Regions from separate parts of the Mus musculus genome. Here regions 1 and 3 are each linked to region 2. The links are chromatin loops, found by intact Hi-C in ENCODE. Cell type or tissue: heart. All regions are shown on one strand.

Region 1 (8,000 bases), 83 kb after region 2:
TCAAGCGATAGGCAATTTTGTATGTGCTGTACGTATGTGTGCATGTGAGAGCATTTGCGTGTGCGTGTGTGTGTGTGTGTGTGTGTGTGCTAAGTTGAATGATGCAATGAAAGTGAAGGGAACAGGTGTTCTAAGACAGTCCTTAGAAAGGCAGAGTCTCCCCAGCCAGCTGACTGTCCAATGTCCCTTGATCATGCGGGACTGCCTTGTGCTAGAGGCTGGGGATTTGACTTTTAGAGCTATCCAAATTTTGTCTTTATATTGCTTAAGATTGTGTGCTTTGGGTTGGAGCGGTGGCTCAGTGGTTAAAAGTACTGGCTGACGCTGCAGGGGACCTAAGAATAGTTTCCAGAACTCATGCCGGGCAGTCCACAACCACCTGTAGCTCTAGCTCCAAGAGAGCTGTCACCACAAGTGCCTGCATTCATAAACACACACACACACACACACACACACACACACACACACACACACACACACACACATTTAAAGAAGAGTGTCCAGCCATGGTGGCATATACTTTTAATCCCAGTTCTTGGGAGGCAGAGGCAGGCTGATTTCTGAATCTCTAAAAGCCAAAATGGTGATGGTGGTGGTGTTTTTTTCCTTTCCTTTCCTTTCCTTTCCTTTCCTTTCCTTTCCTTTCCTTTCCTTTCCTTTCCTTTCCTTTCCTTTCCTTTCTTTTCCTTCCTTCCTTCCTTCCTTCCTTCCTTCCTTCTCTCTCTCTCTCTCTCTCTCTCTCTCTCTCTCTCTCTCTCTCTTTCTTTCTTTTAAAGAAATCTCTTTTTAGAAAGTATGGGCAAGAGGAGGTTGACTCCCCGGGTCTGCCTTCTCTGGGTAGCCATGGACCAGCTGTTTCAATTCACGTTTCATCTATACTGGGGTGATGACGACCCTTCAGTGTAGAGTTTTGTCTTGAGAATTAGTGATATGACTCAAATCCAGAACTTGGTGCAGTGTCAAAAGCACAATGAACATGGGAGAAATGTCACCAATTATTGACGAGCTCAGAGTCAAGGTGGCTTGAAGTGATCTGTGGCCCAAGAGAGTTCTTATGAAGAAAACATCGTTTAAGCAAAATAAACACTATGTACCACCTTCCAGAAGGTTCTCAATTCTTTGACAGTTATTTAGAATGAGGCTTTAATGATAGCAAGAGGATTGGGAAAAAACAGATGAAGTGATTTTAACACTTGTGAAAGGGCTAGCCTAGCTAGCTAACACCCTGGGGTTTGTGGGACATTTAAGGCAGCGGCAAACCTCCATGCTCTGGAGAACAACCCGTGAGCACCTCTGTGGCACTGACCTCCTCATTTACTCCTGGAGTTGTCTGGCTGGCTCTGCACAGGTAGGTCTAGCCTCAAGGTGGTTGTGAGAACAGCAAACTCTTATCCACATGGGCCACGAGTGACTGTAACACAAGCAGAAAACACCCACGGGAGAGGGCCATAGCATGGCAAGCTGACTACTACGATTGGATTAAGGCCTAGTGGCTTGTGGTCTGCCTGGAGAAGCAGCACTAGATTCTCTGTCCAGTCTCCAGGAAACCCTCCACATCCTTAGGAGACCACCATTGCCTCTCACGTCAAAGGCTGTTTCCAGCTAGGACAAGTAAGACATGTGGCACCTGCTCAGAGAGTCATGAATGACTTGTGTGTGGTGTCTAAAACATCTCAGAAGTCAGTGGATGTGTCTTTGGAAACCTCCAGAAACTTCCATGATCTTAGACATTACCTAACAGATAAAATATTTGGGTACCCTAGTTCAAATGTAGGTTCAGTGCTCTAAGGCCAACTGCTTTAAACACAGCCTAGTTTGCAATCTTTTGCCAATAGGCTTTGAGGGTTTTTGACTTCAGGCTATCTACTGCATTATTTATACCATGTACTCTCACCTTCCCCGAGAGCCAAAGCTTAGTACACATGAGCAGTATGCTGCAGACGAGCCTGACTGTTGTATGCTCACACTGCCTGTTAGTAGTGCAGCTGGGGTGTGAGTCAAGCCCAGCCTCTTGGAGACCAGAACCTGAACTCTTGCTTGTGACCAATGTGGAAGAAGCCAGTGATTAGCCACTTCATGCAGCTGCCTACCTGGAGGACACAGCTTATAGCTAGAGGGTACCGGATAGGAGTCTCCTTTCTTCCTTTCCTTTGATCTGAGGTCATGCTGTGTGAGACCTGACAATCTCTAACTTTCCCAAAGTGCTCAATCTCTCTCTTTCTCTCTCTCTCTCTCTCTCTCTCTCTCTCTCTCCCTCACAAAAGGAGAAGGTAAACTGGTTTATATTCTTTGTAGGAACAAATATACACAAAAATCTATTGGGAAAAATTAGAATATGTCCGGACAGTCAGACACATATCTATGAACCCAGCACTTGGGAAGAAGAGTCCATAAGACTGAGAATTCAAGTTCACTCCGAGCTACACAGCAAGATAAAGGTCAGCTGCTGCTTCATAAGCCCGGTCTCAAAACAAAAGCAAAAACAACTAAATAAGTGAAGGAAAGAAGAGGAAAGAAAGAGGGAAAAATGAAAGTAATAAAAAAGAGAAAGATAGACAAAAGCCAGCCCCCTGTCTTTCTAAGCAGGGATACTCCAGTCCTCTTAATGGCTACCGAGTTTCTGGTACATCTAGCCAAGTGTGATTTGCAATGAGACGTTTAATATAGCGCCACTCCTTTTCCTGACTCACTAAAAATGAGATCATCTTGAACATCAGACTAAAGTAAGGAATTTCCAAACTGAGTTTGGCATTTGGCTGTTCTATCCTAATGTGTCTGCATCTCGTCTTTGGTAGAACAAAAGAAGGTTCCCAGATGGTGAAGCGACCTGGCCAGACAGCACAGCCACGCAAAGGGCTACCACCAAAAGCTCAGCTTCATGTGATATGGGCGCTCCGGTACAAAAGCTCTGTTCACAGACCTGCACCGTGCCATCACCCTGAGACTGATATGGACCCACAACAGGCACTCTAACCACGAGGACTTACTCCCCATGGGCAGAGTGGAATCTGGTAGCAGCACCCAGCCTAAAAGGAGCAGATCTCAAAGCTAAGAGTGAGAAGAAGCAAAACAGAACGGACGCGCTTCCCTGGAGACAAGCATCTCAGTTCCCATGCAAAGGAGGGATATTACAAACCATTTAAAATTAGAGGCTATAATTAATGTTAAGCTAGTTAAAAATGTGAAACAACAATGTAAAGATAAAAGGCAAATAATACACAGAGAAAATATTTGCACCAAAGATCATTCAACCGTATGATACATGAAGAACTCAAACCTTAAAAGGAAAACAAACCATGGGCTCCATGAAATGGCTCAGTAGATAACGGGCTTGCTACCAAGTCTTCAGACCCGAGTTCAAGTCCAAGGGCCCTCATGCTAGAAGGTGACCATAAGTTCCTGCAAGGTGTACTCTGACTCCTACACAAGTGCCATGGCACTAGCACCTCCACACCCCCACATGTCACCCCTAGTTCCATAGATGAGGAGTAGGTTTGCACCCTAGATATCTGAACTGACTTAGGGTTCTTTGAGCACAACGCGCTAGGGCCCAGGCTCTGGGTTCGGGTCATATAGCTTCTGAGAGGATGACATTGCATGGTGCTAGATACATTGTTTCCACTATTGCATGGTGCCAGATACATTGTTTCCACTAAAAAATATCCAACAAAGAAACAAACAAACAAACAAAACCTGGGAGATGGTAATTTTGTCTAATTCAAGTTTGGTTGTGGCATTTTGCATGTCAAAGTAAGCTGCATGCCCACACATGGCAATCTCCCAGGAACACTTAGCAGTGACCATAACACTTTGTGGGTTGCTTTCTGTGTCTCCATAGCAATTCTGATGACCAGCGTTGATGCACCAGCCACATACATCATTCATTTTGCCAGTTAGTCAGATCTGCCCTCTCCATGGAAAAGTAAAACAAGGGCTCGCCAGACATCCTGGCAGGTGAAGGTGCTTTGTCTCACAAGTCTGGTGATGCAAGTTTGAGCCCATGGTGGAAAGAATGCCATATGCACTCTGTGGCACAGGGATGCACACATTCCAACATGCATGGCATTCCCTAATCAGAATAAATAAAATGTTTTTTAAAGGAAAAAAAAAATCAAAGCAGTTGAGGAAGGGTACACGGTACTGCCACTAGAGGGAGTGTACAGTCAGTGTCAACATATCTTAGACCCTAGGGCAGGCAGTTTGTGCAGCTGAGGCAGCCTTCTGCAGATGGTCTGCAGTGCTCGGGAAAGCCTGCCGCGATATGTTCTTGTTTGAGTGACTACTATGAGACGTGGAAGCAGCGTTGCACACGGGTGATAGCTCTGATATATTGAGCACCTACTGTGTGCTAGGTTCTGTATCTGGAAAGCAGGAATCATAACTTTATTTGTACACAAGGTTTTGTGAGCACTTTAAGAGGCGGGGTGATGAGTGTTTGAGTAGCGAGTGCTTCAGACGAAAACCTTCAGGGCAATGTTCACAGTCACTGGACTTCCTCCTGGCTGACAGTCCTGTTGCTGGAGACACCACACATAGTCGCCTCTCCTTCTGCTGCCTACATCCAACCCATCTCTCATCCTTCTGATGGTGCCGTCTTGACCCTGTGGACTGGAGCCCTATTCTGCTCACTACCAGGTTCAGTGAGACCACAAGTCACTTTACTTCTGGCAGCTCAGTTTGCTCATCTGCAAAGTGGGGTGATACTTCTCTTAGGGACTTTGTGGGGATCTAATAATGTTTCCCAAGTCGAGTTCTGGGCACACAGAACTCAGTAGTATGAACCTATTATCCTAAAAACAGATCATGGATGTGTCTTGATCAATGCCACTGACATTTCTACATATACCCTTCTTTCTGGCAGTCTTTGACAAAAGAAATGTAGCAGAAACCTAGGCGTTGACAGCCTGTCTTTGGCCTCTTTGTAATAGGCCATTTCCCTAACTCAATGCTGTATAAAGCAGTGGAGCTTCTGAATTCATTGACAGTGTCTGTCAGCGAAGAAATGTCAGAGCTTTTGGTTCCAACTGTCCCCATGCCGTCCTCTGGCTTTCCCTGGGTGAGCGGTAACATTTTCAAATGGAGAAAAATCTCCTGGTAATGTCGCTGTCCTCCCCCAGAGCAGATTTACAGCAGAGTGGCTGGCATTTTCACAGACTCTGCGCTTGTCAGTGTCAGCTTTTATATGTCCCTGGGTCCCCATACATATGTATATATAGGCATCATTTGAATCCCCAGCGAACAAAGGCTCTTTTTCCAACTTGGAGATATTTTAAAAGATCTCTCCATTTCATCTATTTTTAAGTGTTTGTGTGATTTAAGGGTATGCTAATATTAGGGCCCGAGGAGCTGGCTCAGCGGCTAAAGCGCTTGTTGCACAAGCTTGAGGGCCTGAGTTCACATCCTCAGTGCCCAGGTAAAACGGGGCACAGTGGTGCGTATCTGTAACCCCAATGCTGGGGTGAGCAGAGACGGATGGATTCTGGGGCCTTGCTGGGTAGCCAGCTAGCTAAATTGGCAAGCTCTAGGTTGAGTCAGAAACCCTGTCTCGGGAGGCAGAGACAGGTGGATTTCTGAGTTTGAGGCCAGCCTGGTTTACAAAGTGAGTTCCAGGACAACCAGGGCTACACAGAGAAACCCTGTCTCAAAAAACCAAAAAAAAAAAAAAAAAAAAAAAAAGAAAGAAAAGAAAGAAAAAAGAAACAACAAACAAACAAACAAAAATCATGTGGACAGTGATAGAGGAAGACATACAACATTAGTGGCACACTCAGAGGTGAGTACACCCCTCTCTGCCACGCAAGTCACCTCACATGATACAGGGGAGGACAAAATACTCAGCTTCTAGTGGCCAGTCATGCAGGTACAGTAGGCACTTTCTAGACAACATTTTATCTACCCACAGGAAAGGCATGTGTTATCTTGTGTTTACAGAAAGGAAACTCTAAGGCTCAGCAAGATGAATTACTTATTCAAAGTCACGTGCACGCGCGCGCGCGCGCGCGCGCGCGCACACACACACACACACACACACACACACACACACACCCTCGGCGTATCTGTAATGATGGATTTCTTTGCTAGTGGCATTTTATTTTTCCAAGGGCCGCTTTCTTCCCTAGTGTCCAAATGTGAGGTGGAGACCATTAACCTGCACAGAGTATGAGGTGTGGGAAACTGGAGATATTATCCTCCATTTTCTCACTGATGTTCTTTATGGTCTTGGGCCAATCATCAAAACTGCCCTATGGTGTCAAGTGGTGTCCAGTCCACCTGACACATAGCATAGTGCTTGATTGTTCCTGGACCTTTGTAATGATAAAGGATATTTGCTTCTATGTTGGGATGTTACTGCGTTAATATTTATGAAATCTCCAAAATCTGTAAGAATTTACTAAGCTGTTTGCTAGTCTCCCCTACCTACCAACCAAAGAGGTGGTGGTGGTGTGCTCTGTATCGATGTGCTAGCCTTGTGCATGTTCACGTGGAGGTCAGAGGTCAACACTGGCTATTTTTCTCTATTGTCCAATCAGTCAAGCCATTAAAGTGTATTTATTGGAAAGCTGCCACTGTCTTGGAATGCAGAGGAAGCAGTGCTCCTGGAGCAGAAAATGGTGACTGTGAGTCACTGGCCACCCACTCCATCGTCCACAAGGCTAAGCAGGGAGGGAGCTGAGATGACAGAGCGGGAGTGTAGGGAGGCAGGTGGGAGGCAGGAAGGCCCTGGATCTTATGCCTATTTAAAAATAGATATTTATGTTCTGTGTGAGAGAATTGGCCTGCACATACTGTGTACACTATGTATGCACCTGATGCCCCAGGAGACCAGAAGACGCTATCAGATCCCTTGGAATTAAAGTTACAGATGGTTGTGAGCTGTCATGAGGGTACTGGGAACCAAACTGGTGTCTTCTTCAAGAGCAGCCAGTTTGGTTGAGAGGTCTCTCCAGCCCTTTGCTTATGTTTTTATTATAACACTTTCGGACTTGCATATCACTGCATCTTCTCACACAGACCCTGACTGCCACTCCCTTCTTTCCTTCCTCTCATTGGTCCCCTTCTTCACTCCAAAATCACCTCACTTCTACACACATGCCATCTCTCTCCCTACGTGTATGCCTATGTGTTGTTAAATCTAGAGTCCACAAAGAAGAAGAAATGCTACAGATTGTTTTCTGTGTGGTTTCCCTCTGGGTACTTCCCTCCTTCCCTACAGTCCTTCTTCCACTCTCATGTCATAGACAGACAGATAGATGAGAGACAAATGGACAGTTAAAGATAAACAATAGATACAGATGAAAGATTGTAGATAATTGAGAGATTTAGATGGTAGATTGATTGGTCAGTGATAGATGATAGATATATTAGACAGATGGATATATATATATATGATATATATATACATATATATATATATAGAGAGAGAGAGATACGTAGATGATAGATAGATACATAGATACACAGATGCATAGATGCATAGATATAGAGATGAGAGATAGCTACATAGATATATAGATAATAGAAACATAGATGATAGAGATAAATACATAGATGATAAATGATAGATACATAGATAATAGCTACATAAACAGATACATAGATACATAGATGAAAGATAGATACATAGACTATTGCTAGATAGATAGCACATAGTTACATAGATGATAGATAGAATGAACTGATAGATACAGATGACTGACAGATTAGGCAGAGTAGACATGGCCTCATTGCCTCGTTTGCATTGTAGGATCTCCAAAGCGTCCCGAGCATCCACCCCTAGAGTGCAGCTGAGCTCAGGTGCATCCTATGGAGGTAAAGAAAGTAGACTTAGAGAATCCTTAATCCCTCCTCTCTCACCTACACATCGATTCCCCAACACACACACGGTAGCTTGGTGAGCCCTTCTTTCTCTACCTGCCTTCATGATCCACCCCATACCTAAAACCCCGCTTTAAGGCCTTCCTGGCATATAGAACAAATCAGAACCCTCGTCTTCTTAACAA
Region 2 (8,000 bases):
CCTTAACTAAGGCAAGTGCAAACTGCTGTTTTGCAAAGGACCCAAGTTTGGTTCCCAGTACCCACATTGGATGACTTGCAGTTACCTCTAACTCCAGCTCCTGAGGATCTAATACCTTCTGTCTGCTGCTGGCATCTGTGCTCACATGCTCATAACCACACAGAGATACACACATATGCACATAAGATAACTCCTAAAGGAATGGTTGGAGAGACACATAAGAATAGAGAAGAAGAGACTAGGAGCTGTGTTTTCCTGCTTGTGAAGTGGAGCCATGCCAGGCCTACAGATCTTTGTTCTGTGTGGCTACAAGGGGCAAAAGTAGGTCAAGGAGGGAACACTGGCAAGCAGACTGGAGGTCAGAAGAAAGAAGAAACTTCTACATGCCAACGGTGTCCGGAAGAGGGAATGGATGTCTGGTGGCTAGGTGCCTGAGGCCATAAGATGGCCCATCATGTGCCATATAGGCAGGCTTGCCTGTACCAGTCCGAGGCCAGGGAAAGTGACCTCGGATGCCCCTTCCACTGAAGCACCTATTGCTTCAATAAACTGTGAAAGTACTGATGGCAAGGGTGTGGCTGGGAGGCCTAAGGAAAGCGGGGTGGACTTTGGACTGGCAGTGGCACACACAGCCCTCCCTCGGGCTTTCACTTTCTGCAGTCACAGCACCAGTGACCAGCTACGGTTCAAAGAACCAAACACATTTCCTAAATAACCACTGGGGTGCTGGGGTAGCATCAGAGTGAGGCCTGGGCTAGGACATCATCCTGTTGACTTTCTACTTGGGGGACTTCAAGTCAGCTTCATTTACTGGGCTGATGGTGGAGGGGGCTCAAGTACAAAGCAGAGGGCCAGCCTATCTCACATGCTCTGATGGGCCCTGGAAGCCAGGACCCTGACTTCACTTACAGCATCCTCTCTACAAAGGATCCAGGGTTCTTCACCTTCTGCTTTTCCCCACTGCTTCACCACACAACCACAGACACATGCCCTAGGTCTTACCAGTGGGTACCTTCTGGGCCCACGTGCACAAAGCAAGTTCCTACGACAGAGACAGAGAAAAGACCAGGAGCAAGGGGGAGGGTGGTGGAGAAGAGAGTACTACTCCAACAGTGGGTATCTAGGGAGCACTGCTGCCTTTATAAACCATAAAACTAAAAATAAATTTAGAACTAGGGACTATTTGCCAACAAATGTTGTTTGTATTGAAACAAAACAATTCAAGAAAAAAATTATATTTCCTGAACTATAGCTAGTGGACCATTTTCCAAGTATTTCCTGTACTCGTTTCTGGTCATTCACATAGTCTCAGCTCAGTCACTTGAGAGTGGCTGTGGGTGTCAGACAGGGAGAGAGAAAAAGACGGCACAGAAACAACTCTGGGGACACCCAGGTACTCCGTTTGCCTCTAGCAACATCTGGTGACATTAGGAGGATCTCTGGCTAGGCTGGCTAAAATTCCACTAAGTGAGACTGTACTTAGTAAGCTAGGCTGCTGGATCTGCCCACAGCTGGATCTGCCCAAGCCCTGGCAGGGCAGTTCAAGCCTCTCCATTCCTCTATCCTTTACTTCATTCGACTGTAACCAAATCCCACAGTTTTGGTTACAACTTCCCCCATTCACCAAGAACCATTCCTCACCTCATTGTTCTTCTCCTACCAGCTTCACTTAGGCCTTTACCTCTTCCTCTAAGGTCTAAGGAGGCAGGTTGGCCTGCCTCCTTCCTCTAAGACAATGGCCTCCAGCATTGTCCACTAATAGTCTCTTAATAGTCACCTCCTTCGGAAAGGTCTCTGGTGGGCCCCTGCCCCTCTCAGCCTCAGGGCAAGAAAGAGACACAGGTTTCACACACCAAGTCCAGTTCACTGGCATTAGTGACCAGAAAGAATTAACCTCTGCTGAGGTGGGGTTGGCAGGACTCATGCTACCCACCAGCTGTCTAACAAAAAGGCACTCTGTGGGACCCAGGGTGCCTGGTCCTGGCTATGCACCAGTTGTTGGCTCTCGTCTATAGCCCTATGCAATTCCCTCAGGCATCCCTAGAGTCTCAGGGTCCACCCCCACTGTGCCCACTGATGTCTGCCCCATGCGTGCCTCCTCTACATGCACAGCACATGTGCTGCACCTGCTTCCACGAGGAAACGTTACAGCGACCATAGAGCTTCTCTGTGGGAGGGGACGTCAAGGATCAACCGAAGTCACCTTTGTCAGAATTCCCATTCTTGTCATCCCTAGCACATGACTAATGGTGTCCATTGTAACTCATTCTTCCTACCCATCAAAACTATTCAACTCCCTTAGTGTCTTTGTCTTCTAGGATTGTGACCCCCACTCCACCCCCAGAGGTGCAAAACACAAATCAGTTTAGTCATTGGTCCTGAGTGTCTGTCACACAAAAGGGCACTGTTGGGAGCTTAGGAAGCTTGGAGCTCCCCCCACCCCAGTACCCCTTCTGCTGTGACTTACTTTAATCTGGGCAGCATCCCCTCTGGAATAGTGATTACAGTATGGTGGGACTGAACCTGAGGGTCTCTGCAGATCCTCCTGGCTTTAGCTACAAGACCACAGCCAAAAATGCACAGGCTTTGGGCTTCCTGAGACTACAGGGTAACATTCACCCAGTGCTGGGCCCACAAGACAACACAACCCCAGTGGTTCCTCAGGGTGGCACAGATCTGCTGCTGCAATGAGCCAGACTCCTGAAATGGGTGGTTAGAATATTGGGATCTGTGTGTGTGTGTGTGTGTGTGTGTGTGTGTGTGCAGCTAAGTATAAGGGACAATGAAGAGTGATTTTTATCTCCCTCCGAGGACGCAGAAGTGCGCCACGCTATATTTATCCCTTCTGTCTCCTGATTTAGACCAGAAGTTTTTCCTGATCAGTCCTCACTTGCCAATACTTTCACTCTACATCTAAATGAAGAACCGAAGTCATGTAAGTTCACAGACTCAATGGACAGCTGATTTACAAAGCCCTTCGAGAGTGGCTGCAGGCTGATGCTGGCAACCCCATAATTAGATTCTGCAAGCTTTGCAGTGATTTTTTTAACTGTTTTTTTAATAACTCAGTCTTCCTTCTGGGATGAAGGGAAAGATAGAATTTGTTAAAATTAAATTGAGATTTAGTGGCTTTTCAGCCTTCTGCTGCTCGGTGCTCTAAATATTCTATAAATAAGAGAAGCCCTGCCCTATAGTGCACTGTAAACACCCACAGACACTCAGAGCCAAATTCTTCCAATTATGACCCTGTGCCTGTTGCCAAGCTACTGCAAGGACCTACTTGAAAGGCAGCCATCTAGGCCATTTCCTGATTAAGCTGCCTGTAGCAAGGAATCCAGGCCTGCTGCTCTGGCCTCACAGCCAGTCCCAAATAACAGATCTGTGTTCCTGAATTAAGCCTTTTCCTTGTGATAGAATTACAATTCAAAGGTTACTGCAAAACTCACTATGCGCCCAACCATCCTTTGGCCTGGGCTGGGTGTCCATTTAAGATGGAGGGCTGTCACACTGAGACTTTTAAAATCAGGCAGCCGAAGTGCAGTCCCAGCAGCATTTCTAATTGTGTTCAACAAATCAAGGTCAAACAAAAGTAGGTCAGCTGTCAACATGACAGGTGAGTCAGATACTGCAGGCCCTGCTGTACAGCTGCTTCGTGAACAGCAGGGGGCACCACTACCCAGTGCAGAGACTCAAATGGTCCTTCAACAAGTCCTCACCACACCCTAAGCAGTGGTGCATGGGGCAGGGTCCTGGGTTTACTGATTAGCAGCTCAAACATCAGTGCTTTCTGGCATTCACCAGACTGCAGAGCCCTTAAAGGACTGCCTAAGAAGCAGTCTGTGAGCGCCATGTGTCACTGAGATTACTTCCAGCTCCTTAGAAACCAGGATGCTCCAAGCAGTGTGGAGCAAAATGAGCTCAGGCTAGAATAGAAGCAATCTGCCTCCCAACAGGAGGCTCCCTGCTCGCTGGTGGCTCACTTGGGTGTGGACTCAAAGGGCATCATCTGAGGCCAGTGAGATGCTCTGGGAGCCAGTTCCCACCCCAGAAGGGAAGGATCCACTCTGAATGGCAGCCTCTTGGTGAGCTGGCACCTCTCAAAAGAGAACTGAGGTGTTAATGTGGGCCGGCTCCCAAAACTCATAGTGTAGACCAATATAGTTATAGGGACAGGGTTTCGAAGTGGACCTCCAGGAATGCTGGGAAGCGGGGGCCACAAAGCACTGAACCCCTTCAGAGAGGCCTCAAACCAAAGTGGTCCTTTCCACCATTGTATGTGTCACAGGGTTCTATTATCTATTAACTGTTAACATGTACATATGAGTGTTTGCTCTTAGCCCCTGAGCATTAGGTCAGAGACACTCTCTCTGCTTTGCTTGGTTCCCTCGGCAGAGTCACGGCAACATCTCTGGCCTTCAGTGAGTACTCTGTACATACCCACAGAGGAAATGAGCATGTGCACAGACCTCAGCAGGGGTCTGGAACAGGAGAGCCCCCATGCAATGCTATGAAACTGGTCTTTGTGCACAATGGGATAAAGCAAAGTTCAGGGAGGGTGCCTGTCTGCTCATCTTTAGTAAGCAATGGGGATGAATTTGAAAGCCAGGCATGCAACATTCCAACCCTGCTTCTACAGTGAGCACCCACGGCTTTTAGAATCTAGAAGCAGCAAAGAGTAACAACCTTTGAGGAGGAACCCACTCGTCAGGAAGAACTTTTCCATCAACCACCTAATTAATATACGCCAGGCTCAGCTCCTGCAACCCAAATCCAGGTCCCGACCCATCTTCAGAAGCACTGACAACCACAGCCGGAGCAGGGTGGAGAATTCTGGGCCTCCTCTCTGGTGGTGACAGTCATCATAGCCGTCGCTGTTAGCAACAGCAGGCTACTCCACGGTTCTCTGGAACAGTTCCAAAGAAAGGCCCGCAGGCAAGTCTGGGCCTGGCAGTGGTAAGGTCCTTGGAATTTGCCGTTTCCCAACCCAAGAATCAGACACTTGAATAGATAAGAGGGAGAGAGGGGAACACAATGTTTAAAACTGAAATCCCCCAAGTCTTTAAGTTGACAAGTGGCAACTGGAGTTGACCTGAATTGAGAACATTAATCTCTGCAGAAGCTAAGTTTATCCCCATTATAATCTATACACCACAACAACACTCCAATCCATCTGATATTTTGGGCCGAGCACCCCCACGCACACCAGGCTGTCTGCTAGTTGCAAGCTCTGCCTTGAATTCATGTGCAAAGCAGCAGGTGCAGCTCACCAAACGGCCAGGCTAGCGCTAGTACGTGAATCCATTTCCCAATTATGAGAAATAAATGCAAGTCGCAAATGTCATCAGAAGCAGGTATTTCCAAATGCTACCAAGACGTGCTACGGCCCTTAGACACAGCATCCTTTAGATGTGCTAAGCCCTCCACAGTTGCCAAGGAGCAAAGACATGGAGACAGAGAGTACACAGCCTGACCCTGGGTATGGAGGTGCAGCTGGAAGTGGCAGGCTTGAGGGCAGTCCCTGATGAAAGAGCCAGGCTTGTGGGTACTTTTCTTCTTTTGGGGGCGTGTTTACAAACACTACCAGCTTCACAAGGTAATCCTACACACACACACACACACACACACACACACACACTCCCTGAAAGGATAAGGAGTTCCATACTTTCTTCTGTCACTTTTGTGACACTTAATTTAAGTCAACCCTACAACATAAATGACCACCCAGGAGGAACCTGCTTCTCACAGCACATGGATTGACAATGACGAGTATGGGAAATTGTACAAGCTCCTATGTGGACAATCCAACCATGGAGGCTTTTTTAGTCAGTGGCAATACACAATGACGATGTTAGCTACCCAAGCTTAGCTTAGCCATTTGTCCTATGATACGGACAAATGGCGCACCCAGAGAAAGAACAGGAATGCCAACATGGGGACCAGAAGTTCCCAGACAAGAGGAACTTGGGAACAGCAGTATGGGACAGGGTAAAAGGAATGCAGGGTGCTACCTGTGCAGTGATGTTAATAGGATATTAATGGTGATAATAATCATAGCTGCAATGTGCTATCAGTGACTGACAGAGCAATATTTAACTCACTGTAAGCAGTAAGTGTATGTTATTTCCTTTCTTTCCTTCTTTGTGTTTGGTGGAGGGAGTGAGGCAGTACCTTGTGTAGCCTAGGCTGGCCTCAAACGGACTCTACATCCCAGGATGGCCCTAAGCTCCTGCTCTTCCTGCCTCCACCTGCCAAACACTGGGATTACGAGGCATTCAGCCACCACACCTGGGAGAGGGTATTTCATTTAATTTTCACAGTAAGTCTATGGACCCTCTCTAGGTTACGTCCATTTTCCAGATCTGGAAAGAGAAAATTGAAGAGACTGGAGTAGCATTCCCAAGGGCTACAGTGAGCTGAGGTTCAGCTGCAATCCATCTGGTTCTGAGTCCATGCTCTTAAGGATGGCAAGGGCTAGCAGAACGCACATGAGCTGTTTCACACCACAGTTAGCACCCTGGAAGCACTCAGATGTAGCTGCTTATGCTATCTCTATGCCACAGGGACCAGAAGGGATGGCAGAGGCAAGAGGTGGCCTCTACAGACAGTGGCATTTTGCTTCACGGGGCTCAGCATAACCACTGGAGACTTTGGAGCAAGGCCTAAGAAACTAGGATGCAGCCAGACTTAAGAGGTGCAGGCCTGTCAAGAGGCTAAGACAGGGATACTCTGAGTTCAAGACCTGCACCCCTATTAAGTGAACTAAATTAAGGGTAAGACTGGGCTTCCTCAGAGATAATCGACTATCATCACAACTGGAGAGGACTAGGTTCTTAGAGAAAAAAAAAAATAGCTCTCATCTATAGAGGTGTTTTCCCAGACTGCCCCTTAGAGTGCTCTGCACAGAGCTACCCAATGCTCTGCATGATGCTCCTCAGAGAGGTGCTCAGAGAGCCAATAGCCTTACATAAAATACATCCTCAGTGCACGTTTTCATGGAGAGAAAAACAGCAGGGCGAGCTAGTTACCTGCCTCTCTCCATACCAGCTCACCCCACCACACTATCCCAACACAAATCACAGATCCTCAGAGAGTCTCCCAGTCCTGTCATCTGTTGCCTCAGCATTGATTTCCTGGACCGTTCTACCAGCCTTTGAAGACTTGCTGCCACCTCCCTCCCACAGTCCAGCCCCCACACTGCCACCAGCTGGCTTTCTAAAATAAAAGTGTTGACCAACATCACTCACCTCCTGAAAAATGTCTGCTGGAACCACAATACCGGAACAGACACCATGTTGGTATATATGCTAATTCAGCCACAGACTCATCACAGCTCATCTTTAAAGCCCCCGAGGAGTGGGAATAACAAACAAGGACCCTCCTTCTGGATTTCTGGTCTAGAGAAATACAATGCACAGTATACAAGAAGACAAAGTAGTGATGACTGGTAATGGAAATTAACCTGATTGTAAGGACAGGTCAATGGCTGGGTAGACTAAGGAGAGGGAACAGGGTTGTTTTGTTTTGTTTTTAAAGTATTTTAAAAGACAGACGAGAAATTACTTGAATGGAAACCAGACCAGAAAAGTCTGAGTGTTATGTAACAGTTTCCTCTGAGATTGAAACATTGTATCCTACAGGGAAGCTCCTTAAGCAGGGAGATAAACAACTCAAAATAGTGACAGGAAGTCCCTGAAACTAACCAGATTCATCAGGTACCTCCCCATCAGAGTAAACAATAAAAGCTGATCGTTCCTCTCAGAAGAGGCGAAGCCAGCTGCAAAGAAGACTCAAAACAAGCAAAGCTGCAAAAACTGGGATGAGACGTGCTGCCTGGAAGAAGCTCAACCAGCCAAGCTGCCTGGAAGAAATTTGGACCAACTGAAAGACCTGGAAAGGATGCTCTCCAATGCGTTGAGCTGTCAGCAGGCTGTGCATTGTGTTCCAGGTTCCCAGCTTTATAAGCTGTCACCTATGCTGGGGTGGACTTTGGTAATGCAGCC
Region 3 (8,000 bases), 330 kb after region 2:
GGGATGAGCAAGAAGGCACTGAGGACATTAAGGAGGGTAGTGGCACACTAGGGTTGAAAAGGGACTATAGTCATATCAGCCAAGTAACCAAGGACTCTCAGGTCTGGCTCCCTGCAGACCAGCCCAGGTTTAAAGAAATGTTCATGGAACAAGAATTTAGGAGAGGTTTATAAAATGAAGATAAGATTGGAGGCGAGAGAGCTTGTCTCCATCAAAGCAAGGGGCAGAAGAAAGGGACTTCAAATTTCCACTTGAGAGTGGCAGAGGGCTGAGGAAAGGGGCGAGGCGGAATGCCACTTGAACCCCTTTGGGGCTTCCAAGGTTCAAGGGCAAAGGCTGGAGAAGAAAGAACAGGAAGAGGGGAGTCAAGGGTTAAGTCTTCAGTCTGCTTTGAGAACAGCAGGCTCCTCTCAAGGGCAATTCAGGCCCCCTTCTACTCCCTTCTCCTTGTGGACTTAACCTCATTGGGCCCCAAAGTCTGCCCCAGGCCACCCACCAACAGAGACAGGCAGTTTGCTAGGAAATGTGCCTCCAAGATCCACCCCACTGCCTTCCCTATCACCCCTCCAGATCTACAAGTCAGCGCCTCCATCCCTAGGAGCCTAGCACTTGGAAGGTTTTCTTTTTTTTCCTGCACAAACCCCTTCCTGCCTCCTTGTCTCAGATCCCTTGACAGTGATCTACACTGTCACGATAACACTTTAATCAGATTTGCTCTTATCGACTTTCATACCCAACCTCATTCCACAAAGGATTGCGAGCAGCTTCTAAAGTTGCAGGTGGTGGCTGCTTTGATAAAGGCAGCTCTCCACCCTCCTCCCAAGCACCTGCGCCCACAGCCTGGAGTATGGATGCTGTTTCTGGCTCTAAGTGTAGGACCAGTGACAAAGTGCCTTTGAAGCCTGGCTCCAGGGTAGAAACAATGTGCACTCTACTTAGTGCCCTAAGACAATATACACTGTCATGACCATAGAAGATAGCCTTAAGGTGACATTGGTGAACTATATTTGCAACTCTCTGGCCTCCTCAAGTGTGACCCCCAAGCATGACACTCCTCTTGGCCTGGGGTTTGGGCTCTGAGCCGTAGGCCTTCATTGGAAGGAGGGACAGGGTTTCCCCTCTCTCAGAACTCTGCAATGTTCACACCTCCTCAGCCCCTTTTCTGGCCAGACTTGCACCTCTGCTCATAAAGGATCGAACTTACAGGTGCCAACTAATCAGAGCTGGCTGAAACTGGAATCTTTTGCTAAAAGGTCTCTTGGCCACTGCCCAGCTCAGCAGGGGAGGGTCCAGCTTTGTCCCTAGAGAGCAGCTATGAGAGGCCCACTCTTGGGAACTCCCATGTTGTGGGAAACTCAGTGGTTCCCACCTCCTTCCCCCATTCACAGAGAGCATTTGTTTGGGTCTACCCTGGGAACGAGCAGGGCTTTTCTCTGCCAGCGACTCAGGCAAGGTCAGCTGTGTCAGCTCAGAGACACAATGGGGACTACGAAAGGGCTTTGGGGCTCATTTTTGTTTACGTTGGTTATGAGTCTACATGGCTGCCTTTCTTCTGAAAGTACCTGGGGGTTTGAGAAAGCACAGCCTGAGGCGAGGCAGCCTCTGAACAAACAGAAGACGTGCTGTCCAAACAAAGAGCTGAGCACAGAATCGGAGCACCTAAGCGGGGGACCCTGGGTGTCATCTCTGCGTGGCATCCACACTCACTTGTGTTTTTACAATCCCATGGGATAAATACCACCAACAGCTTATGGGTGCTGTAGAAAACTCTTCCTGAGGAGTAGTAATCAAACATGGCACCTCAGCTAGGGCATCAACATCTTGGAACAATCCCACCAAAGTCCAACTTTGCCACCAATGCATCTACAGAGTTTACAGGGCAAAGGCGAGAGGTGAGTTACAGGGTGAAAGCGAGAGGTTACCTGAGTGCCTTCAAGGCAACACATCGCCAAAAAGTCTCACACCTGCACGGATGATGACTTCCTGTAGCTGCGTAGATGGAGTCGACCTTTGGCTAACATTCCATACTCTATACACCTCCTCTACACACCTCCAGAGACCCAGCGACCACATGCTTCTGGGGCCAAATTTACATACAGCTGGGAGGGGGCTGTAGGAAAGAGTGGCTAGAACCTTGGGTAAGAGCTTGGTGAACCCCAAAAGGTATTATAAAAGCTCAAGGGAGTGTGGGTGCCATGTAGAAATGACACACAGACTCTCTTAGATTAGTCTCCTCTCCATGTTCAGCTTCTTTGGACAGCTCATTCCCTGCTTGGCCCTGAATGAGACTGCTTCATCTCATTCAGGGACATCTTGATGGTCTCTCGTGGGCCGTTACAGTTGCTTTGAAGGCAGTAATGGCTGCTATGCTCAGAGAGTCTGGTTTGAGACTAGGTAATGCTATCCCCTCCCACTTATTGTGTACAGCAGCCATTGTCAGACATAGCCTTGCTTGTATCTATAACCACAAAGGCAAGGCAAAGCTAAATCCAGGCAGGCCATGAGCCTCGCTCCTCAGCTGGGTGACAATCATGGACTCAGCAATGGCACATGTCCTGTCTCTTATATGGACTCTGCTTGTCTCGTTGATGAGTTCTACCTGATATGGGTATGCCTTGGAATCTGTAGTTCACCTCCATTACATAGGAACACTTACAGCTCCATCTTCTTTGGACTCTGATATGCTTTGGGACTACCTCAGGAGTGACTGAGTCTTCTATGTAACTTCTAAATCAACCCATCGAAACAAAACTGTCTCAGGCTGCCAGAAGTGTAGGAGATTAAGTAGAAGGATCATTTTCATGGGGTTCCAACCAATGATGAGCTTCTGAGAACCTCAGAGCTTTGGGACGCAGAGTGAACTGAGGTGGGGTTGCAACAATCAAAAGGTTGCGTAGGCCCTTCTTACCATTCCAGTCTGCTTTCTACTGCGGTGGTAAAACAGCAACCAAAAACAACTTTGGGAGGGAAGGGCTAATTTGGCTTGTATGTGTTAGTCCATCATTAAGAGAAGCCAGTGCAGGAACTCAAGCAGAGCAGGAACCAAATTGGAAACCTCGAAGGAATGTTGCTTACTAGCTTGCTCCCCATGGCTTGCTCAGCCTGCTTTCTTATACAGTTGAGGTCCAGCTGCCCAAGGGCACCTCCCACAGTGGGCTAGGCCTTCCCACATCAATCATGAACTAGGAAAATGTCCACACAAACTTGCCTACAGGCCAAATCTCATGGTGTCATTTTTCTCACAAGGTTCCTTGTTGTCAATTGGCTCTCTCTGTGTGAAGTCAGCACACTTGGTAGAGAGAGATGAGCCAGCAGAGCACGGGCATAATCTGGGTGCCAGCTGTCCCGACAGAACAAATGATCTGACAGAACTGGGTACAGCCTGAGGGATTGCCGTCTTACACATATTCTCACTTACAGCACATGGAGGCGAGATGGCGTTCTTATACCTATCTTATTAGAGATTGGATTTGTGGAGCTGACATTGTTTTTTTTTTTTTTTTTTTTTTTTTTTTTTTTTTTAGAAAGTCAGTAGACAAGGATTCAAATCCATGTTATTCTACTTCATAGCTATGAGCCGTTGAAAAATTGCCCAAGTTGGAGTCCAGTGCCCTCCTTAGGAAAGGAGAGATGGCAATACAGACCTTGCTGGAAAACTGTCAGGATGAGAGGCAGCCCCATGGAGACCGATGCCAGCTACTTGGGAAGTCTTTGAAGGGGTCTGTCTTCTTTATAGGCAGCATAGCCCTGCACTGGACACCCTTCGCTGGCTCCCACTGTCAAGGTCAAAAGAGCTTTCGAAAGAGTTCAGGTTTTGCAGGAATAGCAACCACACATATGACCTTGACTGAGGGGTTCTGGGTTTTGCTTGTTCTGTTTTAGGTTTGGGGGTGGAGAGCATTGTTTTATTTTGAGACAGGGTCTCAATGCATCCCAGTCTAACCTTGAAATTGCTATGTAGCTGAAGATGTCCTTAAACTTGTGAACCTACAGTGCTGGGGTTACAGGTGTAGGACACTAGACCTGGTTCACAGTGTGCTGGAATGGAGCCAAGAGCATCATGTACAGTCCCTTGGCTTCAGGGTTTTTTTTTTTGTTGTTGTTGTTATTTGACAATTTTAGACAGCTGGCTGAATTCACTATGTTGCCCAAGTTGTCCTCGACCTCATGATCTTTCAGGTTGGCCTCCAAAGTTCTGGGGTTACCAGCATGTGCTTGTAATGGTTAAAAACATGAAGCCAACCAACCCTAGTAGTCTCTTCTATCCAAGCCGCCGGCTTCCAGGAGTGTTGACATGGCAGTTTGCTGCCCTCTGCTGTCCACAAGAGGAACGTACTAAAGTGGGTTTTTGTTGTTTTTTTTTTTTTTTTGGTTGGTTGGTTTGATTTGGTTTGGTTTTATTTTTTTAATTTCCAAGAACCCTGTGGCCCCAGGTGGCCCAGCCATACAAAACTTGCTCTACTTCTCTGAAAATAGCCCCAGAAATGGTAGTGCCAGGCCTGACTGTATAGTCTGAGGGGCCCAAAGACCTTGGTAAAATGTGTGACCTTGCAAGTTGTCCCCTGATTTCCATGAGTGTTACCCCTCCTTCTGCCTCCCTCTCCCCTCTTCTCTCTGTCTCCATCTACCCCTTCTGTCTTTCTGTATCTGTGTCTCTTTATGTCTCTGTCTGTCTCTGTGTTTCTCTGTGTCTCTGTCCCTGTATCTCTGTCTCTGTCTCTCTTACATGCACACACACACACACACACACACACACACACACACACACACACACACACACACACCAAAGACAAAACCTTTAAAAAGAAACACAGGAGGTTTTCTTTTTAAAACATGGTATTAAGCTAAGCTTTGGGCACTTATAAAGGTGACATCTTTATGTCCACCTGTGCCTTATGCCCTGAAACTAGGATGTCCTCATTTCTACCTGCTCCTGACATTAAACTCCTGGGCCACTAATCCCCTGAAGGATTTCCAGACGTTGCAAGATAGTAGATGGAGGTAAGTCTCTCCCTAACAGGATGGTCTTGTAAACAGAATTCTCTCGAGCAGACTCTATCACAAATCCAGCCTCTTTCCAACTCACTATTAAGGCCGGGGAGGGGGGGGGTAGGCAAAATCTCAGTACCCCCGTCCAGGCCCTGGGAGTCAATTCAGTCTTAGGCGCTGGTCCAGCAGAGATTCAGATGTCAATTCTGAACAGAGAAAGCTACATTGAGGACAGAGGAGACTTAAGACTATAGGGTGAGAAAATTCACTTAACAAAATTCTCCGAGAGATTATTCCAAAAGAGACCATGGGCCCACTGCTGTCACCTGCTACAAGGTAACTCGGTGTACATCTGGGGAAGAAGGAAAAAGGACGACGCAGAAAGACGCCAGGAGGGTTGGTGGGGGCGGGGCATGGCGCGGGCATCTCTGTGAGGGAATCTTGGCAGTGAGGTGGGGCAGCCTGGAGTGGATTCGGGGAACTGGTGATGTGTAAGGGGAGTGAAGCTCAAGATTAGCAGCAGTGGGAAATCACGCAGGCTCCAGACGGAGGCATAAGCACCCAGGGACCGCGCACACCGAGCCTCCCTCAGACTGGACCTGAGGGCATCACAAAATCAACTGTGCTGGTTCAGAGAATCCCTGGCTTCTGCACAGCTTCTATTCTTAACGTCTCCTGGCCACACAGACTGACAGGCAGCTGTCACAGGAGCGGGAGGGAGGAAAGCTCACAAGGTCAGAGCTCCTGAGTGACAGGACAGGCAAGGGTTGGGCATGCGCACACTCCACCTAGCGCCAGGGCTCATCTTCCGTGTCTATCTCTGTGGCCATGTGAAAAAGCCCTTAGCCTTGTTTCTTTGTCCTAGGGCTCTCTGTGGTCACCGTTCTCACTCTCCCTCCTCTGCCTCCTCCCTCCCTTCCCTCCGCCCCCACCTCTCCGTCTGTTTGTTTCCATCTTTGCTTTTTTCTGTCTAACTTTCCATTCTCCATTCTCTCTGCCTCTTTGTTTCCCATTAATGTGCTCACTGACGTCAAGGCCATTATGTGCATTACGTATTATTTTCCAATAAATATTTCCGTACAGCCGACGACAGTCGTCCATTTCTGTTGGTGGTTTTGCCCCCCCCCCCCCACCCTGTGGTTTTTAATCACTGAGTCTGTTGCCTGCCATCAGCTGCAGTCAGAGAAGAGCAAACGGACAATTTCACAAATAATCGACTCATGAGGTTTTAAGTTACATCCCAGTTTGAACACTGTGATGCAATCTCCAGCTGCTCCATCCTCCCTGGGGCATGACTGTTCCCTCTGTCCAGGGCATCCACAGTGTATATACTACCTAACCGTTTGTTACTTAGTAAGCCATCACCCTAACTCTGCTATATCTCCATGCTTGTGCTCAAGTCACCTTAACTCTACTTAACAGCATCCTGGAGCACCAGAGAGAGCATCAAGTGTGGGAGGATCCATCAACTCTGGGACTCTGTGGTCATGCTATAATTAGGACATCTTTGAAACTGCGGTTTCACACAGTCAATGAGAATCTTGGACTATGGCCCTCCTGAATAGAAAGAGAGAAGGGTATGCAAGCACAGCGTGACCTCTAACCTCATTCCCACCTCTGTGCCCAAATGTCCAGATGTGCTGACAAAAATTAATCCAAACTCCCTTTACTTTGTGACTAGATTCGAGACTGACCTCATGAGAAGACTCAGCAACTATAAAAAGGAAAAGACAATGTAACTCCCACATCAAGGGAACTGATACAATGTTCACTCAGTAAGACTTCTGTTCACAGAAATGATTACAGACACATCTGCTGGGTGGACGCCACTTGAAATGCAGCTATCCGACAGCACTGAAGAGTGAAGCCAGTAGGCAGGCTCTGGGAAAAGCCAGGCATGAAGCAGAGATGTTACTGAAGTGTGATCCCTCCCTGCTTCTGCTCTTTGAGCCTGGGGGTACCCAGTGGTGTATGAGCTACTGCTGGGACTGGTGAAAAGCAGCCATCATTTTGGTCCCTGAAACAGAAGGTTGCATTCAGAACGATGACAGCTGACAGACCAGGAAGGTTGGGAGCCTGAGACACCCTGTCCCCAGCCCTCTCTAAATGCTACCCAATCCTGCCGCTGGCTGACCCCTGAACCGAGCATGCTCAGGAAGAGAGGAAGCGTCTCAGCTAAGGACAAAAACACCTTAGAAAGAAGCCACTGCTACAAAATAAGGCTAGTTGGAATTCAGTGGAGAAAGCCCCAGTGAAGGTGGGCATGAAGGTGCAGCATCCCAGGAGCAGAGGGGAATTGCAACAAGTGAGCTGGGCTGCACAGGAGTTCCAGGTCAGCAGGGTCAGATCCTGTGTTAAAAGTAAGGGGTGCAGACAGACACTTTTATTGTGAAGGGAGAGGCAAACTGTCTAAATTTGCAGATGACAAGGTCCTATAATTCTTTACAAAAAGCTATTCAACTTAATAAACAATTTTACAAATGGTGGATACAGAGTCAGGCCACAAGTCGAATGAATTCCCATGTATTCACATGGGTAGATTAAAATGAGGTTTCAAGAAGAAAAAGGAAGAGGAGGAGGAAGGAGGAGGAGGGGGGAGTGGAAGAGGAGGAGGAAAGTGGAGAAGAAGGAGGTGGAGGGAGGTGGAAGAGGGGAGAGGAGGAGGAGGAGGGAGGAGGAGGAGGAGGGGGAGGAGGAGGGGGGAGGAGGAGGAGGAGGGGGAGGAGGAGAGGAATCACATCTTTTAAAAAGATAAAACAGGCTTTATTGTGATTTAAGGCTTTTGCTCCTCAAATGGTCAAGCTAAGAAACTGCAAGGCAAGCCAGAGAAGGAGAAAAGATTGGCAAGGCATCTATGCAAAAACAGGCTTGTATCCAGACTATATCAAACCCTCCCAAGACTCAATGACTAAAAGAAATAAATATGAGGAAAAGATTCGAGGGGGTCACTTCCTAAGATAAACGAGTAGCTAAGGGGCACATGGAGAGCACTGGGTCTCACTAGGTCATCC

What was found. Peaks named below come from ENCODE experiments on the same cell type or tissue, not always from the same donor. Only the 100,000 strongest peaks of a DNase experiment are listed, where the experiment ranks them.
Region 1: it touches region 2 in a loop (2.6-fold over the local background); 5 of 42 quality-filtered maps call a loop at or near these places.
Region 3: it touches region 2 in a loop (2.5-fold over the local background); 25 of 42 quality-filtered maps call a loop at or near these places.

The regions. Positions count from the first base shown.
Region 1 is chr7:113,163,519-113,171,518 of GRCm38, reverse strand. No RefSeq gene overlaps it. Among named protein-coding and RNA genes, the nearest start is that of Gm33659, 16 kb to the right of the region's middle. In heart, CTCF peaks have their summits at 2,610 and 4,141 (motif pointing right); DNase peaks (open chromatin) are centred at 4,218 and 6,588.
Region 2 is chr7:113,246,547-113,254,546 of GRCm38, reverse strand. The region is part of intron 2 of Arntl (aryl hydrocarbon receptor nuclear translocator-like); the gene reads right to left. The region is part of intron 2 of Gm33721 (a long non-coding RNA gene); the gene reads left to right. Among named protein-coding and RNA genes, the nearest start is that of Gm33721, 11 kb to the left of the region's middle. In heart, a CTCF peak has its summit at 3,651 (motif pointing right); DNase peaks (open chromatin) are centred at 3,296, 3,646 and 4,866; H3K27ac peaks cover 4,001 bases.
Region 3 is chr7:112,916,320-112,924,319 of GRCm38, reverse strand. No RefSeq gene overlaps it. Among named protein-coding and RNA genes, the nearest start is that of Rassf10, 34 kb to the left of the region's middle. In heart, a CTCF peak has its summit at 4,309 (motif pointing left); DNase peaks (open chromatin) are centred at 5,599 and 6,249; H3K4me3 peaks cover 532 bases; H3K27ac peaks cover 611 bases.